Linked DNA regions of Homo sapiens: region 1 is linked to region 2. Evidence: chromatin loops called from intact Hi-C (ENCODE). Cell type or tissue: B cell. All regions are shown on one strand.

The links. A loop is a pair of places that touch in the nucleus more often than their neighbours do. Peaks named below come from ENCODE experiments on the same cell type or tissue, not always from the same donor. Only the 100,000 strongest peaks of a DNase experiment are listed, where the experiment ranks them.
Region 1: it touches region 2 in a loop (19-fold over the local background); 2 of 110 quality-filtered maps call a loop at or near these places.

Annotation. Positions count from the first base shown.
Region 1 is chr19:19,513,897-19,517,896 of GRCh38, reverse strand. It overlaps TSSK6 (testis specific serine kinase 6), which reads left to right and starts at 2,349. Exons shown (of 1, transcript NM_032037.4): 1 at 2,349-3,678. The coding sequence starts at 2,470. The coding sequence ends at 3,291. NDUFA13 (NADH:ubiquinone oxidoreductase subunit A13) reads right to left here and starts at 1,672. Exons shown (of 5, transcript NM_015965.7): 1 at 1,565-1,672. The coding sequence starts at 1,658. RefSeq lists an enhancer at 1,494-1,773 and a silencer at 1,984-2,103. In B cell, no CTCF peak of the experiment used is centred here; DNase peaks (open chromatin) are centred at 1,706, 2,700, 3,251 and 3,560; H3K4me3 peaks cover 1,712 bases; H3K27ac peaks cover 1,266 bases.
Region 2 is chr19:19,384,748-19,388,747 of GRCh38, reverse strand. It overlaps LOC124904656 (a long non-coding RNA gene), which reads left to right and starts at 2,611. Exons shown (of 2, transcript XR_007067163.1): 1 at 2,611-3,091. It also overlaps a transcript of GATAD2A not described here. RefSeq lists silencers at 2,682-2,821, 3,162-3,501. In B cell, CTCF peaks have their summits at 1,703 and 1,925; DNase peaks (open chromatin) are centred at 2,107 and 3,097; H3K4me3 peaks cover 2,448 bases; H3K27ac peaks cover 2,412 bases.

The DNA of each region.
Region 1 (4,000 bases), 130 kb before region 2:
CTTGTCATCTGTCCCTTTTATAGAAAAAGTCTGCCAATCTCAGTTCTGGGATACAAGAAAAACAAGAGGAGGTTGGCCGCGGTGGCTCATGCCTGTAATTCCAGCACTTTGGGAGGCTGAGGCTGGAGGATCACTTGAGCCCAGGAGTTTGAGACCAGCCTGGTCAACATAGCTGCACCCTGTCTCTACAAAAAGTAGAAATAAAAAATAAAAAAACCAAGAAGGGGCTGGGGAGGACTTTTCACCTCACACTGATTTTTCTACTGTCTGAATTATTACGTTTTTAATTACCATGCTCATTTTTGTGTGTGTGTTAAAATTGAGGAATAATGTGCATAACATGTAATTTAAATGTAAAGTTTGATTTGTTAAGAGACATGCATTCTGCCGAGCACGGTAGCTCATGCCGATAGTCCCATCACTTTGGGAAGCCGAGGTGGGTGGATCACTTGAGCCCAGGACTTCGAGACCAGCCTGGGCAAGATGGCGAGATCCCATCTCTATAGAAAATACAGAAAGCTGGGCGCATGCTTGTAATCCCAGCTTCTCAGGAGGCTGGGGTGGGAGGATGGCTTGAGCCCAGGAGGCGGAGGTTGCCAAGAAATCACTCCAGCCCAGGCAACAGAACCATACCGTCTTAAAAAAAAAAAAAGAAATGTATGTATTCACTCTTAGATTACGTTTAAAAGTTTCTATTTGTCTGTTAACCTGGGGACTGAGTATGGGCGCCTTTTAAGTTCTCTTTTTCAATTTTCTGTGCTGAGCCCGATAACAAAATTTAACGTGTTACTTAAACATTTGAAAACTTTACGCCGGGCATGGTGGCTCACGCCTGTAATCCCAGCACTTTGGGAGGCCGAGGTGGGCGGATCATCCGAGGTTGGGAGTTCGAGACCACCCTGACCAACATGGAGAAACCCCGTCTCTACTAAAAACACAAAGTTAGCCAGGCGTTGTGGCACATGCCTGTAATCCCAGCTACTCAGGAGGCTGAGGCAAGAGAATCGCTTGAACCCAGGAGGCGGAGGTTGCGGTGAGCCGAGATGGCGCCATTGCACTCCAGCCTGGGCAACAAGAGCAAAACTCCGTCTCAAAAAAAAAAAATTGAAAATTTAAAGAATATGGATTCCTGTGACACCATGCAGGCGGGGGCTGCCAGCAGGGAACCACTGCATAGAACATCTTGTAAATTCCCTCCAGGTTCCGGGTTGCGGCCTCAGCTTTGCCTTGGGGAGCCGCGGCCTTCTTTGGGCCTCAGTTTCCCCATCTTAGAAATCCAAGGGTGGCTGAGGGCCAGAGCACAGGCTATGACTCAGTTTAACCCACTGTAAAACGTAAATAACTAGAGGGACCGATTTCCTGGGCTGTTACGAGAAGGAAGAGGAGCTGGGAAAGACCTCAACAAACTGCAGCACTTAGCGTTATTACAGAAGCTATGATGGATCCCCGGGCTCCGCCTCCGGTCACACCGCCGGGAAAACTGAGGCCCGCCTGTGTCCCCGGAACCCCGCCCCCGAGCCCCGAGTGCCCAGACTCTGAGACCCCGGCGCAGAGTGATACTGACCCGACAGTCCTCGACGCGGCAAGTTCCGTTTGTAGTCGATGGGCCCATAGCCCCCCGGCGGAGGCATGTCCTGCTTCACCTTTGACGCCGCCATACTCGCAGTATCCCACACTTCCGGTCCCGGGCGGAAGTGACTTACTGCCACCGCCATGATGAGTGTGGCGGAAGCACTTGAGATGGTCCGCGGCACGGCTAGGAAGTCCCGGACAGTAGTGTAACTATCCGACCGCGCGGGAAAGCTCTGGCGGCGGACCCTGGGTAGGAATGCGCTGCCGGGCTGCAGCTGAGGGGTCTTTACTCCTCTTTTGCCCAGACAGGGCGTGACTCGCCTTGGTTCTTGCATTATAGGCCCTCGCGTTCACCTTGCCTCTGGGGTGTTGCGCAGGCCAGTCAGAAACTCCGAGCTCTCAAAGGAGCCAGGTGCCCCAGTTAAGGCCCCTTTTCCCGTTTTCGCCCCGTCTAGGGACTCTACGCGAAGCCCAGGGCTCCACGTAGTCACGGGCTGGGTACATGATGTTGGGGGGCAGCTGCTGCTCGAAGTCGGACTCACCCCAATCCCTGGAACGGATTCTGCTCCCTGGTGGTGATGGGTATCCCTTGCTAGTGGCCTCTCATCGGAAACTGACCATTCAGGATGATTATGAGTCACAAAGCAGGGAGGCTAGGGTGGCCCCGGGGCGGGGTCCCGGACCCCCACCCTAAGGCGGAGTGACGCCCGCAGTCACTTCACAAGGCAAAAATTGTTACGGGGCAATAAAAGGCACAACAGCGGCCAATGTCTGGCAGTGGGCACATGGGGGTGCGGGGGTGTAGGTGCCAAGCGCCATGGCTTAGACCCGAGATTGGAGTCCGGCCGCCCCCCGACAGCAGCCGCCTCCTGCCCCCCGTGCGCCCTAGGCGCCACCATGTCGGGAGACAAACTTCTGAGCGAACTCGGTTATAAGCTGGGCCGCACAATTGGAGAGGGCAGCTACTCCAAGGTGAAGGTGGCCACATCCAAGAAGTACAAGGGTACCGTGGCCATCAAGGTGGTGGACCGGCGGCGAGCGCCCCCGGACTTCGTCAACAAGTTCCTGCCGCGAGAGCTGTCCATCCTGCGGGGCGTGCGACACCCGCACATCGTGCACGTCTTCGAGTTCATCGAGGTGTGCAACGGGAAACTGTACATCGTGATGGAAGCGGCCGCCACCGACCTGCTGCAAGCCGTGCAGCGCAACGGGCGCATCCCCGGAGTTCAGGCGCGCGACCTCTTTGCGCAGATCGCCGGCGCCGTGCGCTACCTGCACGATCATCACCTGGTGCACCGCGACCTCAAGTGCGAAAACGTGCTGCTGAGCCCGGACGAGCGCCGCGTCAAGCTCACCGACTTCGGCTTCGGCCGCCAGGCCCATGGCTACCCAGACCTGAGCACCACCTACTGCGGCTCAGCCGCCTACGCGTCACCCGAGGTGCTCCTGGGCATCCCCTACGACCCCAAGAAGTACGATGTGTGGAGCATGGGCGTCGTGCTCTACGTCATGGTCACCGGGTGCATGCCCTTCGACGACTCGGACATCGCCGGCCTGCCCCGGCGCCAGAAACGCGGCGTGCTCTATCCCGAAGGCCTCGAGCTGTCCGAGCGCTGCAAGGCCCTGATCGCCGAGCTGCTGCAGTTCAGCCCGTCCGCCAGGCCCTCCGCGGGCCAGGTAGCGCGCAACTGCTGGCTGCGCGCCGGGGACTCCGGCTAGAAGCCGGGTGGTTCCAGCCATTCCTGCAGCCAAGGGCACTGGGCCAGGGCGGCGCACGCGCAAGAGGCGCGCTTCGAGGGAATATGCGAAGCTGCCGCGTGCTGCTGCACATGCGCTTTTTCCCTTCCGCTTCCCTCCCTTTCTTCCCACGGGGGAGTCCGCAGTTGCCCTTGTTCGGAATCCACGTTCCCCGCGATCCCGGGAGCTGGAGGCGCATGCGCATCCGCGATTCCCTGCGACCAGGCCCCGAGAGGGCGAGACCAGAGGGGACGGAAGCATTGCGCCTGCGCGGAACTCTCAGCCTCTGCGCGGAGGGCGTCCCTTCCCAACCAGCCGTGGGTGCCAGGTTCCCGGTTGGAACCTGCAATAAACTCGCTGTTCCTCGCACCTGGCTCTAACGGTGGCCCCCATTTGCGGACTAGTGGAGAAGCGATCGCTCCATCCGGGGAAGGCAGGCGCGGGTACCCTATTTTAGAGTCACGCATGTTGAGGTTATTGCTCCAAGACTCAAAAGGGAGTCGGGAGGATTCGAGCCTGGACCTTTTGAGCTCCCCAGTATGGGCAAACTCAAAGGAGCTTTGTTGTCCCCGGGTCGTGATGTCGCTGTGATGATGGGCTGGGAAGCAAGTGGACCCCAGCGCCTCGCCGTCCACATCTTTTAAGAATGGAACAGCCAGGGGTGGGGCGAGGGTGGCCTGTCTCCACGTAA
Region 2 (4,000 bases):
GAGGACTGAGGGATGGGACAGGAAGTGGGTCACTCCCACAGCTTGACAGTGTGATAATGGGGATACAATGTTTCTCCCTTGTCCCTTTTGTCTTCACAAAGGCCTGACAACACTGTGATGGCCTCACGGCTGGAAAATGGAGTAACTAAGGTGGTCATCTAGTAGCAGCTCCTGCTCCCCCAAATCTAGCAGGTCTTAGAGGGACATGAGGAAATCATGCTTTTTGACTTTCCCCTCCAGCCACAAAATCCTCCAGGCTCCTGGAAACCGAAATAAAAGTCCAGAGAATACCCCTAGAGTGGCAACAAAGACTGAAGGAGGGGTACATTTCTGCTCTCTTCCTCCACAGTTGGGGGAAAGTGGGTGCCACAGACAGAAAGAGGAGAAGCTTGGCCGGGCGCGGTGGTTCACGCCTGTAATCCCAGCACTTTGGGAGGCCGAGGCCGGCGGATCACCTGAGGTTGGGAGTTCGAGACCACCCTGACCCACATGGAGAAACCCCATCTCTACTAAAAATACAAAATTAGCCAGGTGTGGTGGCACATGCCTGTAATCCCAGCTGCTCAGGAGGCTGAGGCAGGAGAATTGCTTGAACCCAGGAGGCGGAGGTTGCGGTGAGCCAGAGATCACACCATTGCACTCCAGCCTAGGCAACAAGAGCGAAACTCCATCTCCAAAAAAAAAAAAAAGGAGGAGAAGCTTGATGTGAGTGCTCCAAGGATAAATAAAGAGTTTCTCCCTTAGAAAATCAAGAGGAAAGCCTCTAGAAAGAGGGCAAGTGGGAGGCAACCCCACGGAATTCAGAGGGACCCCTCAGGGAAGTGAAGAAGATCCACAGTGTCTCCCATCGGGAGACGGGATATCTTGGAAAAGGGGAGACACACTTCAGAGATGTGAGGAGCCTACAGGAGTGGGATATCTCAAGTTAAGGGGAAAACCTCTGGAGAAACTGGGGACCCCTCAGAAAACTGCAGGATCCATAGAGCATTTGGGGGCCCAGAAGAAATAGAAAAGAAGGATACTGGTAAAGTAGGGGTATACCTCAGAAAACTAACGATCCAGTCAGATGGGCATTTCAAAGAAGTGGGGGACCCCCTCAGGAAAGTGAAGGCACTCATCAAAAAGCGGGGGCCAGGCACGGTGGCTCACACCTGTAATCCCAACACTGTGGGAGGCCGAGGCGGGTGGATCACCTGAGCTCAGAAGTTCGAGACCAGCCTGGCCAACATGATGAAACCCCCTCTCTACAAAAATACAAAAATTAGCCAGGCATGGTGGTGGGTGCCTGTAGTCCCAGCTACTCAGGAAGCTGAGGCAGAAGAGTCGCTTGAACCCAGGAGGCAGAGGTTACAGTGAGCCCAGATCGCACCACTGCACTCCAGCCTGGGAGACGGAATGAGACTCTGTCTCAAAAAAAAAAAGAAAGGGGGACAAGTCAGAAAAGTAGGACCACAGCTGAGAGAGGTGGGGGTGGGGAGATCCCCACAGAGAGGCAAGGCTTCCTCCGAGAAGCAGCAATGTCTTCTGAAAAGAGGGGTCCCCCGGGGAAGAAGGGGTTCCCCAGGGGTCCACAAAAGGTGGGGGATCCCTCAGAGAAAGTACACCCTGATAGAATCAGGGGTCTCTCCTTAGAGGAGTGAGGATAGGGTCTTAGAGAGGCCAGGGCCCCTCAAAGAAAGCGGGGGACCCTCAGAGAGGCAGAGGGTCTCTCAGAGAGATGGGGATTCCCCTCAAAGAGGCAGGGGTCCCTCAGAGAAAGGGACTCCCCTCAGAGGCGGGGGTCCTCAGATAGGAAGGGGTCTCTAGGGAGGCAGGGGTCCCTCAAAAGGATGGGTTCCTGAGAAAAGTAGAGGGACCCTCAGTGAAGAAGGGAGTCCCCTCAGATAAGCGGGAATTCTCAAAGAGTTGGGGATCCCCAAAGAAGGGAGTTAGTTCCTGTCAAAGGCAGGATTCCTCAGAGAGGTGGGGGTTCCCTCCGGCAGGGGTCCTCAGAGAGGCGGGGGAGCCCCTGATAAGAGGGGTTGTCCCCTCAGAGAAGCAGGGTCGCCTAGAGAGACAGGGCTCCCCTCGGAGAGACGGGGGTTCCCTAGAGACGAGGTCCCCTAGAGAGACGGGGTCCCCTAGAGAGGTGGGGATCCTCTAGAAAGGCACGGATCCTCTAGAGAGGCAGCGTTCCCCTAGAGAAGCGGGGTCCCCTGCCTGGAGAGATGGGAGTCCCCTAGAGAGGCAAGGGTCCCCTAGATGGGAAGAAAGTCCCCTAGAAAGGTGGGGGTCGCTAGAAAGATGGGATCCCCTGCCTGGAGAGACGGGGTCCCCAAGAGAGACGGGGTCCCCTAGAGAGGCAAGGGTCTCCTGGAGAGGAGGGAGGCCCCTAGAGAGGCGGGTGTGTCCCCAAGAGAGGCGAGGGTCCCTAAGAGAGACGGGGTCTCCTAGAGAGGCGGGGGTCCCCTGGAGAGGCGGGGGGGCCCAGAGCAGGGGCTCCCCTGAGGGGGAAGTGCTGTGGAGAAGGGAGTAAACTCGGCCAAGGTAGTGCGGGAGAAGCGGAAGCCCCAGAGAGCCTGGGGCACCGGAAACCGGGGACCCGCCAGCGGCGCCTGCCCCTTACTCACCGAAGTTGCTCGGCGCCCTCGCTGACGGCGGCCGACGGCCTCGGGCGGCGCAGTCCGGTCAGGTCTTGTGGCGTCCCGCGGAGGCGACTCCCTCAGGTGGCGCCCGCGGCGGCCGCTGTGGCGGCGGCGGCAGCGGCGACAGGACAGACGACCGACCGACCGACTGCGCGGGCGGCGCGGGGCGCGCTCGGGCGGCGGGGGTGCGCGTGCGCGCGCCGGGGCGCTGACCCTGGGCGGGAGGAGCCGCCGCGCAGCGCTCGGAGCCGCAGCTCAGTCTCGCGGCTCAGTCTCACACTGAAATTGCCCGCTTCACAGCCCGGCTTCCCCGGTTGCTAGGCAGATTTCGCCTCGCACACTTCCGGGTTGAGGCGCGTCTCTCCGAGTGAAGGCGCCACAAGCCAATGAGGTCCAGCCAGGACTCCCAGGACCCGCACCCCATGGAAGGTGTGGCCAGCTTCATGACAGACAGCGCATGACGACCAGTGAGTGCGCGGGCCGGCTGGTTCTCGGGATCGCGCCGCCGGCCGGGGCGGGTCCGAGGAGGCGGGACGGAATGACTGACAGGCATCCTGCCAATGGTAGATGGGAGCGGGCCGCAGAGCCACTCAAGGCCATGCGGGGGCGGGACTTAAACTTCGGGGCGGGAACCCCGCGAGGGGCGGGGCCTAGGGGGACGAGTCAATTCGTGGCCGGCTCCCTGGGACCCCGGAGGGCGGATCGCCTGGGCCACCCGGCGGCCGGCAACTGGCTGGGCAGGGGGTTCCCCGCAGTGCTCTGCAGGGGCTCCCCACCCATAATGCACCGGAGGCGGCCTTGGCCAGGCGGGCGTGGGGCAGCTACGACGGGCTGCGAGCGGCGCCTCTGAGGAGCCCGGGCGCTTCGTGGCCTGGCAGTGTTTCTAAGGGGCTCCGGTGGCCGCGCGCTCTTTCTGCCTCGTCTTGTGGCTTCGACCCTCTCTATCCAGGAGAATCTTGGAGATTCTGGCGCGCGCCCCGGTTCTGAGAAGACTCTGCTTCGGGATTCTTTTCCCTGGCCCCCGTTCTGAGGAGGATCTTCGGAAATCTTGCCCCGACCCCTCTTCTGAGAGAGTTTGGGGGTTTCTTGCCCTGCCCGGTTTTCTGAGGACAATTGCCGGGATCACGATTATGTTGTAGATTCGGGACCCCAGCTCTGTTTCCTAAGAAAACATGGGAGTTCGGGATCCCTAAGGAGCATTTGGAGAATCCAGGGTCCACCGCCTTTTCCGAGGAATATTTGGGGCACATACACTCCTTTTCTAAGCACTCTTGGGGGCCGCTCTCCCTGTCCCTCCTTTATCTGAGGAAAGTGAGGGCTGCGCGCCCCCCTCCACCTTCGTTTCTGAAGATATCTTGGGGATTTTCTGCCTCCCC